2 separate regions of the Homo sapiens genome follow, and region 2 is linked to region 1. Evidence: chromatin contacts called from ENCODE Hi-C data. All regions are on one chromosome and are shown on one strand. Each heading gives the region's core, a stretch centred on a gene start or an enhancer-like site at or near the end of the contact. The rest is flanking DNA. Distances are from core to core; before and after follow the strand shown. Region 1 has its middle 200 kb from the start of VCX3A. Region 2 has its middle 35 kb from the start of MSL3.

Evidence for each region. A loop is a pair of places that touch in the nucleus more often than their neighbours do. Pooled maps may share reads with other maps.
Region 2: a loop to region 1 is called in a map with no recorded cell type, with 25 times the contacts of the local background. The contact joins two enhancer-like sites. A Hi-C loop is called at or near these places in 2 of 37 single-sample maps with no recorded cell type and 1 of 50 pooled maps.

The regions. Positions count from the first base shown.
Region 1 is chrX:6,737,728-6,740,427 of GRCh38, reverse strand. It overlaps a transcript of PUDP not described here. Among named protein-coding and RNA genes, the nearest start is that of VCX3A, 200 kb to the right of the region's middle. Within about 2 kb of position 1,252, at least 4 of the 41 ENCODE cell types and tissues checked have a DNase peak (open chromatin) inside an H3K27ac peak, as active enhancers do.
Region 2 is chrX:11,791,678-11,794,377 of GRCh38, reverse strand. No RefSeq gene overlaps it. Among named protein-coding and RNA genes, the nearest start is that of MSL3, 35 kb to the right of the region's middle. Within about 2 kb of position 1,402, at least 5 of the 41 ENCODE cell types and tissues checked have a DNase peak (open chromatin) inside an H3K27ac peak, as active enhancers do.

The DNA.
Region 1 (2,700 bases), core at 3-2,502:
AATAGGTATCCTTAATTGTTAAAAATATAATCTTTTGTCTCCCTAGTTAAAGGTCCAACCATGTGTACAAAGAAGTGTCTATTCCATGACAACAGATTTTTGATCAATTATTTTCCCAATGGGAGAATGCTAATTACCAAGTTATCCTTTGGGAAAATACCAAATACCAAATAAAATACCAGATAAATAAAATAAAATAACAAACACCAGTGCTGCATTTCACAAAAATTATTACTTGGAAAACCAATTCCATGGAATGCAGGGTGACCACCCACCCCACAATACGGAAAGTTGCCAGGATATAGGACTTTCACTCCTGAAATTGTGACAGTATTGGGCAAACCAGGATGAGTTGATCACCCTAAAGGAATAGGGAATAGTAAAAATTACCCTGCTAAAGGTGTCTATGATCAAACATGACAGAGACATTCTGCGATAAATAAAATTTGACCATTGTCTTTACTGTAACCATTCACAAAATCTTAGTAGGCTAATAAATAAATGAGAAGAGCATCAGTTGGGCACTGCCTATTCCCAGGTTCTAGAAACTAAAATACTACTCCAAAAATAGCCAGGTATTAAATTTTAGCTCAGGTTCCATCCCTCTTGGAACATGAAGACAAGCTCAAAGTTTTACAGTAAAACTCCCTTGAAGATCAACAGATGAAGGAGGAAATATTTGGAGAAGAGAGGGAATATTTGTGCCTCTATCTAAATCACATAGTGGAAATTATTTGTAAGTTCATTCATTTTTTCTTTATCCTACTGTTCTCTTTCTAGGGCTTCTCAGCCTTGACACTATTGACATCAGGGGCTGGACCATTATTGTGGAGGGCAGTCCTATACTTTGTAGGATGTTAAGTGGCATCTCTGGCCTCTGCCCAACAAATGCTAGCAGCACCCCCGACACACACACTCTGCCATTTCCAGTTGCGACAACCAAAAATGTCCTCAGACATGGCCAAATGTCCCTGGAGAGGAGCAATGTTACTCCGAATTGATAACCTATTTGAGCCAGTCTGAAAAATAAGGTCCCACAAACAGAGAAGCAAGCTCAGGAAGCGGTTACTCAGAAAAGCAAACCCCTTTCAGGAAATTGTCCTTGATGGCTTCTAGGTCACTGCAGCTTCCTAAGGGATGCCATGTGACTGTTGAGAGTGGAAGTGTTCCTATCATCCATGTGCACGATTTCAGCAAAAAGCAGGCCCTTCCGTGAACCATTTTCGAAACCTTGAAGAAACAGACATTGGTGTTCAACCGCAACACCTGGCGTGTGAATGTGGCTCTATCAGATGATTAACTTAGCTCTCACAAACACAATTCAGGAAGGAAAAGAACATGCAAATAGTTGTTCTCATCACTCTCAAAAACTGCTAATTGTCCCCCTCACTAGCTACTAGAGGCACTCAGGGCTGCAGGAAATGGTGACTCAACGCAGGTGTTTGTACTCTATCTCTCTCTTCCTCTATTTCTTTGCTGTCTTCCCATGCGACCTTCAATTTGTCAATTAAATTCAAAAGCACCGAAAAAAAGAGGAAAGGCATTTAAAAATGTCTGGCAATGATTAATGAACCCATCAATGCAGTAATCAAATTCCCTGGGTTTGAGGCAGGTTTTCTCATTCTCAACTTTGACATTTGAGGGTTTGGGGTAGGTTTTCTCAACTTTGACATTTGAGGGTGAAGTCATTCTCTGTGGTAGGGGCTGTGCTGTGCATTGTCGGGTACTGAGTAACATCCCTGGTCTCTACCCAACAGATGCTAACTGGGTTATTGCAACCCAAAATGTCTCCAGACATGGCCAAATGTCCCTAGGGAAAGAATAATCCCTGTAGAGTATCACTAGTTTATGGGATAAAGATGAAGAGAAAATGGACAGTTGCTCAAAACATTTAGGAAAAATCTAAGGGTAACTTTCAAAAATACATATGCCTGGATTCCACGCTTGGAGACTTAGAAGTCATTGGTGTGGGATTCAGCTGGGGTACAGGATTCTTTAAGCCTCCCCAGGTGGTTCTAAGGTGCAGACAGAGTTGGGAACTACTCATCTAGAAAAGAAGACAATAATGACCAGAGTTCCAATAAAGCTTCACAACACTTCTCAGAAATCGACACGCATGGCACCAACAGATTCCATTACATTGTTGCCCATCATCCATGATGGTTTTGTAAGCTGTAGAATTGTCCTCAGTTCTAGAAACTGTGTGTGTTTCTGAGTGTCTAAGAACTCTTGTACATGGACTAAATTAGATGATGTGGACTGGGGGACCAACCACACCCCCTGGGATATGAGAAACCAAGAGTTGCATCAAGCACTGCCTGCACCTGCATCTGCTAGCATTGTCCAAGGTTTTCTAGGGTGCCATGATGGCATCTTCATCTACTCCTTTTTTTTCATATCCAGTTCATTAAGTCCTGCCTGTTGAACTTTAAAAACATATCCAGAATATGACCTCTTCTCATTAATCTCATCATGACCTTCTAGAAACTGCTACCATTGGGTCTTTCAGGATAATAGTAATACTATTTGTATTTTTTGCTTCAGTGCTCGCATCGACAGCACAAAGCCCTCAAGGTTATTCTAAACCCAGTTGATGGAGTAATCCTTTTAAAATAGGAGACAAAGTTGTGCCAACCTCCCAACCTGGAAACAGGAAATGGGGTGGGTGGTGCTGCTGGCATTTTTGGGCAGAGACCAGGG
Region 2 (2,700 bases), core at 153-2,652, 5.1 Mb before region 1:
TGATGAATCCATGGTTTATTGTGAGGCTTTCACATGCCTACAATCATGCAAATATATTCAACACACAAGGGCACTAGTAAGAGAGAGAGGAGGGTCACAGCTTGATTATCTTAGGAGGCCAGCATGCTGACTGACAATCCAGCAGGTCCTGTTATTTTTTCCTAGGTCGGGGTTGGAGCGGGTGTCACTGTCACTGCTCTTCTCCCAGCAGACCTTCCTACAGCCCCTGCCGATGGAACAGAGGCCTCAGAGTTGCCACGTGCAGAGCTTCTGCTGGCATCTTGACCGTGGTCAGTTTCTTTGTGGTTTTTATGGCCCTCCATGGCCATGATCTCAGCCACCTTTTGGCTTCACTCGCTTGTCAGGTCTCAGCAGTGCCTGGCCACAGCAGGTGACATCTTCTATACATATGCTTATCACTCTGAGGGGTCAGCAATTTCACTGTAGGCTGAGCCATTTGTCATAAGTGACACCATTTTGAGACATTTGGGATCAAGAAACATGATTACATATCATCGGGGAATTTAGACAATTATTTTCGGGGGCAGTAAACCATTAGGGAGAATAAATGGACGGTGGAGGTGAGAAACAGACACTAAGAAAGGTGAGAGGTGGAGGTGCACAGGAAGAAAGGTTGTCTTATTATGCAGATGGAGTCTTCCAGGTCATCTTTCTGAGCTGCCCTCAGAAGAATAGATGAAAAGTCTGTCTGGGTCTGGTGCTAACTCCCAGTTTTTTATCTTCATAGATGGTTGATCTTTCCTAGATATTTGATGAGATCCCTAGGGAGGCGGTTTAAGACAATTACATTTCTTTTGGAAAGATGCTTTCTTAGTGAGATAAGGAAATTCCAGAGACAGTCCCTCCCAGAGCTTGGGGGACAAGAGGGAGGCAGGGGGAGACAAGACAAGGTAAGAGGGACCTTGATTCTGACGCCTCTCTGCATGTCAAAGCATGAGTCTTGGGGTATTGCTTTCTGAGCCTCAACAGACTCATGTCAGGCAGAGGAGCTGAGATAACTTCTATGGCAGGAGTAGGAGGAGCTCAGGCAACAACTGCTATTCTAGTGATGTATAAATTTTCAGTCTAAAGCAGTTCACATGTTGTCTGTGTGAAGCAATGAACACTGAATGCCCAGAGCTATTTTAACACATGAGCTATATGGACAAGGATACACAAGAGAAGTTAATCAAGTCCCTTCACACTTACCAAATAGGTACTTTGTAAAAGCAACTCTCCAGAGAGACGTGGGTTTTTCTCACAATTTCCCCCGGGGAGCACACTGGGCCACGCACCTCCCTCCAAACCTCTGCTGCACCATCTCAGGAAGCAGAGGCCTGGAACCGTGCCTGAAACTCCTTCACTCTGCAGGTGCGTGGTGACAGCCTGGCCCGGGTGGCAGGCTGGAAAATATGACGACACAACCACAAAAGGCAGCATTTTCACACTAGCTCTTACAGACTGTTAGTATCTGTCATTCAACATTAGAGAAAAACAAAGCCCAGAGGGCAGCAAGATGAGAAGTATTTCTATGCTGGTGTCTCATTTGCAAGGAAAAAATAAAATGTGACCTCATAAAGCACCAAAGTATCACCAATGAAATAAGAGATGTTAAGAGTTTGCTGAAAAGTGCAGAAGTTAAAAAAAGTACTAACTACTAAAAAGTGGTCAAGAGGGTTTTGAAGTCATAACTTTCCTTTTGATTCATTATTCAGAACCCAAGAACTCAAATATTTGGTGTCATGGGAACATAAAGCTAGTAAATGTGTTCTGCAAATAGCAACTATCCCACTGTTTGTCTTTTGCTTACCAAATAGCATTTCACGTTATCAAATATCCTTTTTCCCAGGACATTAAATGATTTTATGGAATCTAAAAAGCAATGGTAATTAAGTAAGGAAAAATGTTGTGCCTCCATGTGTACCCTCAAGTAATAAACAGATTCAATACATGGTGCTTGATGCTATTAGTAGGGGATGATGCAGATGATACGAAAATAACAAATACAAGCTCACTATGTGATCATTTTTGTATTAACTTCAGTTAGTTTCAGATACTTTATGTGGGTATTATTAGAATCAGAGATTTCATTCCTACATAATTCATTTTACTTTATTTTTTATTTTTATTTTTTGAGACAGGGTCTCACTCTGTCACCCAGGCTGGAGTACAGTGGCACAATCTCAGCTCACTGCAACCTCTGCCTCCCAGGCTCAAGCAATCCTCCCACCTCAGCCTTCCAAGCAGCTGGGACCACAGGCGTGCATCACCATAACTGGCTAATTTTTGGATTTTTTTTTGTAGAGACAGGGTCTCTCCATGTTGCCCAGGCGATCCACCTACCTTGGCCTCCCAAAGTGTTGGGATTACAGGTATCAGCCACTGCTCCTGGCCTCATAATTCATTTTAAATCTATTTAGAATGCAGGAAAAACACTATTTATTTAGACCAGAGGTCAGAAAAATAAAATCCACAGGACAAATCCTGCCTGCCACCTGTTTTTCTGTTGTTTTTTTGTTTGTTTTTGTAAATAAAGTTATATTAGAACATAGCCACGCCCATTCATTTATGTATTACCTCTGGCTGCTATTACACTACAATGGCAGAGGTTGAGTGGTTGCAACAGAGACTTTATGGCCCACAAAGCCTAAAATATTTACTACCTGGCCCTTGACAGAAAATATCTGCTGACTAATACAC